2 separate regions of the Mus musculus genome follow, and region 1 is linked to region 2. Evidence: chromatin loops called from intact Hi-C (ENCODE). Cell type or tissue: left cerebral cortex. All regions are shown on one strand. Links, peaks and the distances in the headings refer to the core of each region. The heading gives the core; the rest is flanking DNA.

The links. Hi-C counts contacts between places; a loop is a spot of excess contacts. Peaks named below come from ENCODE experiments on the same cell type or tissue, not always from the same donor. Only the 100,000 strongest peaks of a DNase experiment are listed, where the experiment ranks them.
Region 1: it touches region 2 in a loop (9-fold over the local background); 27 of 42 quality-filtered maps call a loop at or near these places.

What each region holds. Positions count from the first base shown.
Region 1 is chr11:8,954,342-8,961,791 of GRCm38, reverse strand. Pkd1l1 reads left to right here. Exons shown (of 52, transcript XM_017314870.1): 7 at 296-535; 8 at 2,809-2,941. Among named protein-coding and RNA genes, the nearest start is that of Pkd1l1, 17 kb to the left of the region's middle. In left cerebral cortex, for the core only: a CTCF peak has its summit at 4,557 (motif pointing right); DNase peaks (open chromatin) are centred at 3,540 and 4,608; H3K27ac peaks cover 459 bases.
Region 2 is chr11:8,532,558-8,540,007 of GRCm38, reverse strand. Tns3 (tensin 3) reads left to right here. Exons shown (of 31, transcript NM_001083587.1): 10 at 1,922-2,005. Among named protein-coding and RNA genes, the nearest start is that of Tns3, 130 kb to the left of the region's middle. In left cerebral cortex, for the core only: a CTCF peak has its summit at 4,944 (motif pointing left); a DNase peak (open chromatin) is centred at 4,921.

The DNA of each region.
Region 1 (7,450 bases), core at 3,100-5,599, 420 kb before region 2:
TAAGCTATAAGAGAGGCTCAGCTCCCCACAGTTTGCACCAAGTAACAGGGTGATTTCACCTCAGCCCTCAGTGTAACCCAGAAAATGCTTCCTCTAAAGTAGGGCTCACTTCATTTAGAGATGTGAAATAACTAATGAGATAGGGAATTTAAAATGAATTCCCCCCACTTCAGATTTGATATTGCCCAGTCGGATAATGCCCACAGCTCAAGCTCCTAGCTCTGTCTATCTGCGGAAGTGATGTGGAGATTCTCCCAGCCTTGTGTTCTCATCTTGCCATGTACCCCATCCTCAGGTACCGTGTGAAGGTCAAGGCCACCAGCAGGATCGGCAGTGTGGTCTCTGAACCCCACCTCATCAGGGTGCAGAAGAGAATCATGGCCAATCGACTTGTGTCCACTGCCTCAGCCCTGGTAAATGCCAATGTGTCCTTTGAGTGCAGGCTCAACTTTGGCACTGATGTAGCCTACCTTTGGAACTTTGGAGATGACACCATTGAGTTGGGCAGCAGCTCCTCCAGCCATGTCTACAGCAGGTGAGCAGTAAGGGACAGGTGACAGCTGATTGCAGGTGTACACGTGGCTGCCTTCTGAAGGATCGATACTTAAAACCCCACAGTCAATCTTGCAGATGACAAATGTTGACTGGAAAGAAGGCAGGCTGAGCTAGGGCTCTGGGGGAGCCTGAAGGTCCAGGGAAAGGAAGCAAATAGAGGCCTTCAGTCAAGGGATTCTGTCAGCAAAGAGGGTATGGGATGCAGAGACACAACCCCCATTCATGGCTTTATAGACTTCAGAACCATACTTGCATATTCTCATGTGACCGGAAAGGAAATGTCCAGCAGGAGATTCTTAGAGAAAAAGTGGGGAGGGGGAACCAACATAGACCCCCAAAAAAGGATGTCAGTGGCAGAGATTTTCAGTGGCAGGCAGTATGCTTGGGAGAGGGAGAGGGAGAGGAGATAGACAGGCATGTAGATGAAACTGTAAGGCTCTGAGGTCACACTATAATGGGTCTCTGGTCTGAAGGTACCTTTGATTCAACCCACTCTTTACCTGGAGAAGGCATTATGAAGATAGTTGTGTGTCATTTAACAACCAGAGGTTCTCTGACACAGTATTATTTGTTGGTTTGGTTAATGTGCAAACCTCCCTTAGATGCCATGAACCAGGTACTTACATGGTACCTGATGCAATCAAGAAAGGATGTAAATATTAGATAGGTAAAGACTACCAGCTAATGCTGTTTTATAGGATGCATTTCTTTTTGTAAGTAAGTGTACATTCTCTGAAAAATATAGTTCATAAATATATAAGGCAACAGCATAGCCATTTTTATCATCATCCATGTACTGCCCATTCTTGCTTGTTCTGGCAATGTGGGAATTGAGTTCACTGCAGTATCACCACAAACACAAAAGAAATTACTTTCTGTTTATATTATGACAGCTATTGTGGTGGTTTGAATATGCTTGGCCCAGGAAGTGGCACTATTTGGAGGTGTGGCCTTGTAGTAGTCCTTGTTGAAGGAAGTGTGTCATTGTAGGGGTAGGCTTTGAGAGACCTTCCTCCTAGCTGCCTGGAAGCCAGTCTGCTCCAGGCTTCCTTTGTATGAAGATGTAGAACTCTCAGCTCCTCCAGCGCCATGCCTGCTTAGATGCTACCGTGTTCCCAACTTGATGATAATGGACTGGACCTCTGAAACCTCTAGAGTCAGACTTCCACAATTCAAATCACCCTTAGCAGCACCCTTCCATATTCCCACTAGGATGTCCCATTAAGCCCCACTTAAAGCATTCCACTGCTTTCCAAATCCAAAGTCCCCAAATCCATATTCTTCCAAAGAAAAGCATGGTTAGGCCTATCATTGCAATAACCCAGTCCCTGGTAACAATTTCTGTCTTAGGGTTTTTCTGCTGTGAACAGACACCATGACCAAGGCAACTCTTATTACAAGACAATTGGGGCTGGCTTACAGGTTCAGAGGCTCAGTCCATTATCAAGGTGGAAGCATGGCAGCATCTAGGTAGACATAGCACTGGAGGAGCTCAGACTTCTACATCTTCATACAAAGGAAGCCTAGAGCAGACAGGCTTCTAGGCAGCTAAGAGGAAGGTCTCTCAAAGCCCATCCACAGAGTGACACACTTACTCCAACAAGGCCACATCTACTCCAACAGTCACACTTCCAAATAGTGCCACTTCCTGGGTCAAGCATAGCCAAACCACCACGGCTATGGTATCACTAAGAAATACAAAACATTCTGCCTTATTTTAATCCCAGGAACCCTTGTCATGTCATATGCAATACTTCATTGACTGTGGCATCATTGTCCAGAACCTAGCTAGATTAGAAAGATAAGTTGTATCTGATTGCCTTTGTCCAAAATCATTGTCTCAGAAGGTTTTCTTTAATGCAAAAGCACACGTGCAAATGATACTCAAGGTTGGGAGTATGGGGACGTCCGAGAAGCAGGCCAGTTGTTCTTAGCGGAGTCTCTGGCTAGGGAGGATCCTAGGTCTTAAGTGGATCAAGTCCTTCCAATGAGTGTCCAGTTTTCATAGCTGCCAGAGATAAGCATGGTCAAGGCCAAGCCTCAGACTAGCATGGCGCTGCTGCAGAGGAATATTCTTGAATAAGTGTGCAGAAGAGTGTTAGTTACTGTTCTGTCGCTGTTATAGAATACCACAAGCAAAAGCAACTTCAGGAACAGTACACTTGGGTGAGGGGTCCTGAGGCTATAAAGAGGGATTGAGAACCGATGTACAACAACCTCAATCTCTTTATTCTCTGCTTTCTACCCTTCCAGGGAGGGAGAGTTTACAGTTGAAGTCCTTGCCTTCAATAATGTCAGCTCCACTACCCTAAGAAAGCAGCTTTTCATCGTGCGGGAGCCTTGCCAACCACCCCCAGTGAAGAACATGGGGCCTGCGAAGGTGCAGGTAGGGCTGGGCTTAAGGACTCATCATCCTGCCTACCTCGCTCTAGGCTGCTTCCAAGTTGCTGAGCTCGCTGGGGAATGAAGGAAGCTTGTTAAGTTTGTTCTGCTGCGCTCAGCACAAAAGAGTCACTGTGAGGGCTTTGGAGCTGGTTCCTGAGCAGGGAAAGCCTGCACCGGGACGGAAGCCTGGTTTCTGGTGGCTGAATACGTCTTTTATTTGCCTATATGACTCTTGACGCTCAGCTCAGCTTGCTTTGAGTAGCCTTTTTTTTTTTTTTTTTTTTTTTTTGGTTATGCATAGAATGATAGCATTTTCAGTAAAAAGAAAAATTTGACACCACAATTAAAAGAAATGACCAATTATATGCTGAGTATTAACGACAGAGTAGGAAAAAGAAGGCTGCCTTTGATTTCTTGCAGTCCTTTGAGGACTTTGATTTCAGACAGTTTTACTTTCAGGTCAAAGGTGTCCAGTCCAGCCTGACACTTGGGAAGGCGAACTCAAAGCTGAGCGTTTGCCAGAATGCTATCTCTAATGGATCAGCTGCCAGCCCTGGGTACTTCAGGTCCCAGCAGCCCCAGAGGGCAGTAGATTTCAAAGCGGGTATGGGATTGCCCTGGGCAGGCCTTCCAAGTGTCCATGTCCCCTGAGGCAAGAGCTCTGCAGCTCTAGAGGCCAGCATTCCATGGTGTCAGGCTCTTCTGTGCTCTCTGTGTGAGGGATGGACCAAAACTCAAGGGATTCAGGGAAAGGCTACAGCTTGCAGGGCTCTGACTGGAAGTCTCACTCTGATGGAAAGATGATGTTGTTCCTTTGTTTGATTTTGTTTTGCTTTAAAGAATATTTTCTTAATGTTGTTATCTTATTTAATTTATTTTTATTTTATTTTATTTTTAAGTATTTTTATTGGATATTTTATTTATTTACATTTCAAATGTTATCCCCTTTCCCGGTTTCCCCCCATTTCTATGAGGGGGCTCCCCCACACACCCACTCCTGCCTCCCCACCCTGGCATTCTCCTACAACGGGGTATCAAGACTTCACAGGACCAGGGGCCCCTCCTCCCATTGATGCCCAACAAGGCCACCCTCTGCTACATATCCATCGTCTATTTTATTTTATTTTATTTTATTTTATTTTATTTTATTTTATTTTATTTGAGGTTTGGTATCACAATGTAGCCCAGATTGTCTTTAAATTCAATGTACTACCCAAGCTATCCCAGAACTCTCAGTTTTCCTGCCTTGGCCTCTTGCACAGTGGAACTACAGACTCCTATTCCTGCACCTGTATCTATTGTTTGCTTTAATTTATACTTACTTTCAATGGACACACAGAGGCAAACACAGTATAAATAATAAGAGAACTTAATTTTTAATCTGTAAAACACTTTCATTTGAGCTTTTCTGTAAGAGAAGGAAAACAATATTGATGACTCCATTTGTATTTTATATTTTCCGTGTTTTCTAAGAGTATAAAAATGGAATTGTGTGAAATCCAGACAGCAAGAGATAAGTGTATTTATTTTATTTTTTATTGACTTAAAAATGGATTTACCTTTATTTTAAAATCACGTGTGTGTGGATATGAGTGCATGAGTGCAGGTGCTTGCCCAGACCAGCAGAGGGCGCCATGTGCCTTGGCGCTGGAGTTGCAGAAGGCTGTGAGCCTCCCAACATGGGTCCTGGAAAGAAGACTTAGTCTCCAGCCCCCACTTCCCTGCCCCTGCAAGAGGAGGAAACACTGTCATCCACCTAGTCCTTTCTCCAGCGCCCTGCTATGGTTTTTTATGTGTGGAGTTGTTATGCGCCTTTTTAATATATATGTCTTTCACAACATTTGAGTAATTGTTATAGCATGACCACTGGCTTTTTGACTACATGATTTTTAACAGTGGCATATATTGGATTATGTGTACAAATTCTACACCATTTCTCAAGTTCCTCACAACCGAACTTTGATTGTTCCTAATTTTCTATTACGACAAATAGCATGTGGCAATCTGTGACTATCTCTTTAGCCTGCAGTGCTCTATGCATACCTCTTTCTCCGTATCCTTGGCGTCTCCATGTCACCGAGCTGAGTGACAGAATGTCTTTCCTGGAAACTTCACTTTTGCTTGCCAAGTTCTACTGTGCACCCATTCAGAGCCAACTCCCACCCCAGTGGAAATTGTATGGCTTAATTCATATTATCATTTATATATATGAAGTCTGAAATCTGAGAATATTACAAATTTCCATTTACTGTGTTAGTCCAGTGGCTTTGTTGCAAGTCCTATAATGAAATCATGTTCAGAGTAGAACAATGAAAAGAACTGACAATCGTTTAAATGGTACCACCTACAGAATACAAAAGGTAAGTTTCCCAGCTATAAGGCTATAAATTCTTTCTCCTGTTTTTCTAACTTTTCCAGTCTTTATATCATCTGTGTTTTCTTTATAAGAAACTATATTTCAACTAAAATTTAAGACTAAATGTCCCAGTCAGTAGGTGGGAGGAAGGCAACTAATACCTTCCTTTACCTTTAAATACATTTAATTAAATTTTCTGATATATTTTAACCATATTGTTTCCCTCCCTCCCGTCCTTCCAGATTCTCCCCACCTCCCTACCCACCCAATTTTGTGTTCCTTCTCCCCCAAAACAAAAATAAGAAAAACAGCAAAACTCAGAACAGATAAACCAAAAACAGAAAAGAATTATAAGACAAAATATTAAAACAAAAGACACACCCACAAAAATATAGAGTCTGTTTTGTATTGGCCAAGTACTCCTGAGTCTCGGGATTTCCCTGGAGTGTCATGCTTTAAGGGGAACAACAGAGGGGAGGAGGACAGAAGGCTAGGGAAGCTAACACTAAGGGTGCTAGAAACTTAAAATCCCATTTTTCAGTTTTCTCATTCTAATTAAACAGAACATCCTCCAGGGGGAGCCCTTGCTCCTAGCATCAGCCCCAGAACTGGAGGGGTCCCTGGCTGGACAGCCTCCCTCCTAAGGTTGGCATGCCCTGAATGCTTTTCCATATTCAGGGACAAATAACAGTCAGGCCAGGTATGCTGAGGGAAGGATGATAGCTACTGTCCCAGAGGATGGGGCATAAAGTGCTTGGGAAGAGCAACACAGCTGTGAGGTCCATAATAAATATACAAACAAATAACAATTAAAAGACATTGTAATGTAATCAAATCTGGTAACTTTTCCTTTGACATTTTTAATTAGCCTCATTCTTGAAAGAAAAAGTAAGTATTTACATTTACATACTCATAGCAGGCAAAAAAATATATATGTATATACATATATACATATGTGTGTATATACATATGCATATATATACATATGTGTGTATATATACATATATACATGTGTGTATACATATATACACATGTGTGTATACATATATACACATGTGTATGTATATACATATATACACATGTGTATGTGTATACACATATATGTATATATATGTGTGTGTGTATATATGTGTATATATGTGTGTATATATATGTGTGTATATATATGTGTATATATATATATATGTATGTATATATATATATGTGTGTGTGTGTGTGTGTGTGTATGTATATACTGTTTACTTTTGCATGTAAACTAAATGTACTGGTTACTGGTGCTATCTAAAGTCCAGCCCCAAGTCTCAACCAGCAGTTATACAAATAATGGCCAGAGATTTACACTCCCTTTTTTTTATTACATATTTTCTTTATTTACATTTCAAATGTTATTCCCTTTCCTGGTTTCCCCTCCAAAAATCCTCTCCCCCTTCCCCCTGTACCCCAACCTACCCATTCCTGCTTCCTGGCCCTGGCATTCCCCTATACTAGGGCATAGAGCCTTCACAAGGGCCTCTTCTCCCATTGATAATCAACTAGGCCATCCTCTGCTACATATGCAGCTAGAGCCATAAGTCCCACCATGTGTTTTCTTTGGTTGGTGGTTTAGTCCCTGGGAACTCTGGGGGTACTGGTTAGTTCATATTGTTGTTCCTCCTATGGGTTGCAAACCCCTTCAGCTCCTTCGGTACTTTCTTTAGCTCCTTCACTGGGGACCCTGTGCTCTGTCCAATGGATGGCTGTGAACATCCACTTCTGTATTTGTCAGGCACTGGCAGAACCTCTCAGGAGACAGCTATATCAGGCTCCTGTCAGCAAGCTCTTGTTGGTATCCACAACAGTGTCTGGGTTTGGTGACTGTATATGGGATGGATCCCTAGGTGGGGCAGTCTCTGAATGGTCATTCATTCAGTCTGTGCTCGACACTTTGTCTCTGTATTCCATGGGTATTTTGTTCCCCCTTCTAAGAAGGATCAAAGTATCCACATTTTGGTCTTCCTTCATGTGGTTTTCAAATTGTATCTTGGGTATTCCGAGCTTCTGGGCTAATACCCACTTATCAGTGAGTGCATATCATGTGTGTTCTTTTGTGATTGGGTTACCTCACTCAGGTTGATATCCTCCAGATCCATCCATTTACCTAAGAATGTCATAAAT
Region 2 (7,450 bases), core at 3,413-5,912:
TATGTAAAAGGAATGTGGTTGGAGACCACATTTGGCCCAGTTGTTTCTTAGTACAGACCACCCGAGTGAGCATCGCTGCCCTTCATAGTTTAGAGAAATTTCTTCAACTGCATCTGAGGAGCCAGCTTTGTTCACCAAAGCATATCCCCCAAATGGTAAAACCCTGCTCTCCCTGTGTTGGTACACCACAAGCAAATGTCAGGAAGCATTCGTGAGTCTCTCTGGGCCTCAGCTGCCTGTCCTTCCCTGGACGGTGGCAGCTGTAGCTGAGCCTTCTTGTGCTGTGACCATTCTGCATGTCTCTAGCCCTAGAGCATTTCCTATAGCATCATACTGGGGTCTGAGCTAATATTGCTGTTTAGTAGAGGTCAGAGTGTTCTTTTCCAGTTAAGTGGGTGGACATCCCATCTTGGAAGCACCCCCCTGTATGGCTCTGCAATCCGTGGGCGTGGTCATTACTTATCTAGGCATTTGCTAGATCTTCCTAGCCAGGTTGCTTTCCCTTTTCTTTCGCACCCAGAAGTGCTGCTTTCCCACGTGTCTGAATCTTCCTATCCCCTTAGGTTATATTTTAGACACCACAGGGGACACACCTGATTTTAAGTGTCACAAATGACAAGTAACCCAAACAGAAACTGCAGGTTACAGAGAGAGAGAGAGAGAGAGAGAGAGAAAGAGAGAGAGAGAGAGAGAGAGAGAGAGAACACATTTTTGTTCTAGGCACTCTGAAGAGTTTAGAAGACGAAGCCAGAACTCATTACGAGAGCACTAAGCATCCTGTGACCCATGAGCATTAACACTGGCTAGGTTGCTTCCCCAGCAGTTACTCAAATGATGGGATCACAGAAAAGACAGTGCCTAGCAGTCAAAGACTAGATATGAAACTGTGTCTTCTAACCTGAAAGACCTATGCACTTACTCTTTGACACGTTCTGGGCTCAGATGGACCCTCCTCCGTCTGTGACAGCCTCACTGGCCAAGCCCTGTGTTGAGACAAACACATGGGGTGAAGTCAGTGGTCACTCACACTGGACTTAATTTAGAGTGTTTTCCTTTGTCCTTCTTATTTTTGCATATATTTTGAAAATGTTATGTTCAGAATTCCTAAACATGTCATTTTTTTTTCCCAATGGAGAACTTTTCTACCTATCTGATTTGTTATTGTTTGTTTGTTTTTTGAGACAGGGTCTCACTGTGTAGACCCACCTGGCCTAGAACTCAGACCTTTGCCTGCCTCTGCCCTCCGAGTGCTTCGATTAAAGGCACGTACCACTGTGTCTGGCTGCCTATGAGATTTTAAAAGATACCTTTGTTTTCAGTAAGTCTTATTTCATGGTTTTAGGCAGCTCAGTGACCCTAGGATGCCCCACAGTGAGGTTTCCCAGAAGGGTCTGTAAATTCTACTCTGAACATTGGGGCTGGTGTCTGAAGGTCAGGTAGGCTGTTAGAAAGTAGATTGACTTTCTGTGAAGTTACATGAAGCCCAAGGCCCTACACACCCTTCCCAGCCACCAACCCTGCCCCGTTCTCAACTCCAGGCTTTCTTTGAAGCTGCTTAGCAGTGTCACATATTATACTTCCAAGACTTCCTTCCTTCTGTGCACATTCTAGGCTTTTTCCGAAGGGTCCTGCGGCTGGGGCCTGCAGCCCATTCCTCTCCCTGTGAGACAGTGGTACATCTAAGTATCACACCCTTAGATAATGTAGTTCAGACAGGAGTTCAGCATGGCTCCTGCTTTGAACTGAGTGCACTCATGCAGAAAGACGGTGCATGGACAGGTACAGCTCCTTGTGGAAGAAGGTCACTGACCGACGTAGGATGTGCACCCCAGTCATTCATCCATGAGGGGCTGGGCATACCACTGACCTGACATACTTACTTATTCTTCTCACCCCTCTCTCTCCCTCCCTGCTTCCCCAGTGCTGACCAGGCACTGGACAGGTTTGCAATGAAGAAGTTTTATGATGACAAAATTTCAGCTTTAATGGAGCCCTCCCAGAAGCGGTATGTATCTATCTATCCTTGGGGCCAGATGAATATTCTCTGACAACTTCTCTCTGCACAACCATTGTGTCTTACCTAAGAGTATGAGGGAGGGCTTTGCTGGTTCCCAAGGCAAGGATATGAGTCTCATAGGCCTACGTGTTTAGTAAAAGCCTCGTGTCTGGTAAGAACCTGTGTGCTCTCACCCGTGGCTCATTCCCAGAGAGGAAGACACAGAGCCACAGCTCAGTTCAGCCCTGAGAATCCTTGTCTCCTTCAGATAGTGAGCTTTGCTGTCTACAGCCAGCCATGTTGAACTCATTTCTGTCTGCTAGAACAGGGATCAGGGGGCTTGGTAGAGAGACTAGAGGGTGGATGTTTCAGACTGTGGTTTTAGCTCACCAGTGTTCTAACATCAATGTTAGAGACATATCTAGTATGGAAATGAATCAGCCTGATTGTGTTCTAGTTAAGCTTTATTGACAAGCGTGGGGTATCAGATCATCATAGGCTGACTTCTATTCTACAGTGTCAGCTTGTTGAAGCTGGAGAGAATTTCTCTTGGCTGTTCCCTGCCAGCCTGTTCTGGCTGCAACACATAGTAGCCCCTGAAATGTTGGAGTGTAGCAGTCAGAGAACAGGGCTTTCTCTTTTTGAGGCACTCACATAATTGCATTGTAGTTTTGTCTTAACTTCAGAATTTGTCCAAGAATTCTGAAGGCAGCTGTAAAATGGCCCCCAGCTTGGAGATAAGATTTTGTTTTAGCCCCAAACCTTTGTCTGTGAGTGTTGATCCTTTCCATCTGCTTTCTCTAATACAAATGCCGCTGGGCCAGCAGACACGATGATTCCAGTGGTCTGGGCTCACTCAGACAGTTTTCGGTTTGAAAGAATGTGGGCTACATTTTGGGACCGTGGGTTGGAGCCAGGGTATGGTCTGTTTTAGCAACAGGCCCTGACAGGGAAGCAGCTTTTCCAGACTTGAGTATATTATGGTGATTTATTCCACTCGAGCAGCCCCTGTTCGGTTATGAACCCATGAACTATTATTTTTCCACTGAGCAGTTTCCAAAATGGCAACATTCCTAAGACCTGCACAGAAGCTGAGGTGCAAACAAGATGCAACTCCCACAAATGCAAGGACTCAGCAGGCAGGTGTGGCCGCCAGGGCTCACTACTTATAGAAGGGATAGCTTCTAGTGATACTGGGAAGTGTGAAGGAGAAAGAGGGAAAACATCTCATTTTAAAGTGCTTCCAGCTCAGCAGGGTTCAAGTTTGCATTCCAGTTCACTGCTCTGCCCTTGAGATTAGGGCTGCCTTCTTTCTGCCTCTTTTCTTGCCAGCTTGCCTGGTGCCTGCATTAGAAGACACAAACCAAATAATTATTGAGTGGTCTAGCAACTGGGATAAATAAACCTCAGGAAACATGGGAGAGACCAGGAGAAGGTGACGATTGCATTCATGGGCTGTGCATCCCACTGTTTTCTGAATGCCTGTGGGCAGGGCTGCTGTTCTGCAGGTTATGTTAGGACCAAAGTGCAGAAATTATTTCAAAGTAAAGATCACAGTTAAGTCTATTGAGGATGAGGGAGAAATTTAGGACTTGTGGCTGTCTCAACATTTTAAGCAACCATGGAAAAAGAAGGCATCACCAGGACCTTCCAAAGAGGACTGGATCTAGAGCCTACCTATAACCTGCAGATGCTCAAGGCCCTTACATAAAATGGCCTGGAATTTGTGTAGAGCTGATGTGTATTCTTTTGTGTTGTGTACCCTGTGCGTTTTCAAATTTTTATTAGTGTATAAAATAATAGATTTCATTATAACATTTGATAGATGTGTATTATGCATTATTCTTATATTTATACCTCTTATCCTCTTCCCACTGGTCCTCTTTCTTCCCCCAGACAGTTGTGTGTGTGTACACATACGTGAAATCTAGGTTCACATATGAGAGAAGACATATTACCATGATGGTCTTCAGTTCATCCACTTTCCTTTCTTCTTTGCAGCTGACTGTCCATCCACTCTAAACCTTCTAGGTTCCATATAACACTGAACACAGCGTATACGGAATGCCTAGCTGTTACACTGAACACTGAGCGCCTAGCTGTTACACTGCCCCAGTTGTACTGCATAGGGAATCATTAGGGACACATGGGGTAGCAACCCCAGATAGAACCTGCACGTCTCAGGTAAAGATCGGGGTTCTTATCCTCCAGGACATAAGAATAAGGACAGTCCCCCAAACCACACCCTCTGCCGTGCAGTGGTCAAGATGTGTCTTGACAAGTGGTATTCTTGAGGGAAAGCAGGGTCAGCCTGTGCCCTGAAATCCTGGAGCTCCCTCCCCTTTCCCACTATTTTCTGAGCATATAATCTTCAGTCACGACTTGGGTGCAGCTTTCTGATCCCCCACCTCTCAGTACCACCCACTTACCTAGTTCTTTCCATCTTCAAGGTAGCTCAAACAATTAATGGAGGTCAGAGGTCAACCTTGGGTGTCATTCCTCAGGTGCCATCCACCTTGGTTATTTGGAGAAGGACCTCTCACTGACCTGCAGCCTAAGTATAGAGTCCCAGGGATCCCCCTGTCTCTGTCTCCCTATCTCAGGGACTACTCATGCATGAGGCCTGAACCCACAGAAAAGCCATTCATGGTAGCCTGAACCATGTCCATCTCTCAGGCCACAGGGCATATTCTCTAGTTGTATATAGTTCTAATCTCCTTTATCCTAAATGCCTCTAACCTGTGTGAGTGTGAGTGTGAGTGTGTGTGTGTGTGTGTGTGTGTGTGTGTGTGTGTGTGTGTGTGTGTGTGTGTGTGTGTGTGTTTGTGTGTGTATACCTGGTTGAAACCTTGGACTTAGAACCTGTGTAGACGTTCTTACTGTGGGTTCTCTTTGCGTGGGTCCACTGTGAGCTGAGCACCCCCTAGTGGGCGGCTGGGAAGATGACAGTCATTAAGAGTAAGTTTCAATGAGGAAGACTGAGACCTGGTCCTTGAGTGACTCTGTCACAGCTTCCTCATGAGCAAGCTTGTGTAGAAGCACACTTCTGCTGTTACTAGCTGTTGCTGTACAATGGAAGGCGTACTGCTTTTTCTTTTTGTTTTTATTTTATTTAGTTATTTATTTTTTAGGGAGGGTCTTGTGTAGCCTGAGATAATCTTAAACCTGTGATTTTTCTGCCTCTGTTTCTGTAGTGCTGGGATCACAGGTATGTTACCATGCCTGGGAGTGGGGACAGGGGACACCAAACCAAAAAACACTTGGGATAGCAATCCCAGAGAGTCAACCGACATCATGAAAGCCTCCCACCTGTAGTATTGTTAGGAGCTGGTGGCCTCTGGGCAGGGAGAAGTCTCAGATCCCTGAAGAGTGTCTCATAAAGAGAGTGGGAGTCAGTTGGGCGGTGGTGGTGCACAACTTTAATCCCAGCACTTGGGAGGCAGAGGCAGAGGCAGGCGGATTTCTGAGTTCGAGGCCAGCCTGGTCTACAGAGTGAGTTTCAGGACAGCCAGGGCTACACAGAGAAACCCTGTCTCAACCCCCCCCCCCAAAAAAAAAGAAAACCAAAACAAAACAGAGAGTGGGAGTCACAAATCTTCAGGTTGCAGAGCCACATAGGATTTGCCATGTCTGAGGAAATGTTGGATGTGCATCGGAGAAGGAAGTGACCATTACCAACACAGAGCCCTTGAACTTCCAAGTCCCTCTGTGTGAAGGTCTGTCTTATTTGAGGGAGTCATGGAAGAGCCACCCACAGCAGGTCTGGATTACCACAGAGTCCCTTCACAGGAAAGATAAGGACATACATTTCCTAGTGTCCAGGATTGCCCAGAGCTGGGAAGAGGGCAGAGCTATCTTAAGTAGGGTCTTCGGTATTCTACCCAGGCCTTGTGTGTAAGTCCATTACCTTTGCTCAAGGCCACCCACCCAAGGGGACTGATGAGCTCTGCTGTGTACAGAGCGCAGCTGACGGGTCACAAGCTGGTTCTCCCATCCTGCACTTCTCTATAGGAGGCTCGGAACCTTTGCAGTCAGAGTAAACTCCTGGGGCTGGACACCCATGGCCTGCTTACCTGAGTTTCTGGGGAAGGACACCAGGCTTCTGTCACTTGGGAAGTTTTGCCTTCATTGTAACAATGTAGCAATGTGCCACTGGAACTGTGGGATGCTGTCACCACCTGTCTGTCACTGTGGGTTTTCCCTACAGTGAAGGGAATGCTTGTGGATTATATTAAAGCTTTCCATAAGGGTGTTTCTAAGTTGGGAAAGCACTAAAAGTTTTCTGTTTGGTTTATTTTGCCTCCAACTCAGCTGTTTAACCATGATCTCGGTCTGCATTCCAGTGGGCATTTGAAGTGTTTTTGTTCTAAGGTAGAGCCCATGACTGACTGTGTTCATCCAGGGGCTTGGTGAATGTCACTTCCTGCTTCCTGCTCGCTGCATGGACCATTAGTTTGATAGCAGGTCATTTCTTCCTTCTTGCAATGAGTGTAGTACTTTGTTGGAGAAAGGCAAGAAAGCAGACAGATCCCAAGAGACATCTTGAAGGCTCTGGTGAGGATTGGGCCTTAGGGCATTGGCTACCTCAGGGCTTCCATGGGAGCAGGATACAGTTATGCCAGGGAGGGCAGAGGAAGGAATGCTGGAGGCCAGGGGACCATCAGGCCGTGGCAAGGGTACAGCTCATACTCCGGTCATTGCTTTATGAGGGACCTTTGATCATACACAGCGTAGAAACCTCACTCTTGACTGACATGTATGTGGAGGGCTGTGACAGTCAGCTTGGACAATTGAAGTCAGTGCCAGAGTCCATATGGCAAAATTCACATCTTCAGTATATATGAGTGGCCATGGGTGAACCTCAGCTGAGATGAGAGTGCTTTGGAGATGTGTGTGTGGTGTGTGGTGTGTGGTGTGTGGTTTGTGTGTGGTGTGTGTGTGTGTGTGTGTGTGTGTGTGTGTGTGTGTGAGAGCAGGAGGTTAGGGGCCATTGATACCAGCTGCTCGTCATGGCTCATGTGTGTGGAATGAGCAGCTGGCATGCCCCATGTCACTCTGTTTGCCATGCTGGCCTTGCTGGTGATGGGCTTGGGAACAGGTGAGGAGACCTCCAAGGTGTGAGCATCCATGTGTGAAAGAGATCCCAGCACTCAGGAGGCAGAGGCAGGCGGATTTCTGAGTTCGAGGCCAGCCTGGTCTACAAAGTGAGTTCCAGGACAGCCAGAGCTATACAGAGAAACCCTGTCTTCGAAAAACCAACCAACCAACCAACCAAACAAACAAAAAATGACGATGACGTCAGCAGTTCTCAGAGCTGTGGGCGGAGCCTCAGTGAAGCAGTGACTCCCCATGACAAGCATAGGATGATAATTAATTGTTCCTTGTATACAGTGGGACAAGGTGTCCCCAGGATCTCCAGATGCAGTTCCCATTCTGTACTGCCTGCCGCTAGAC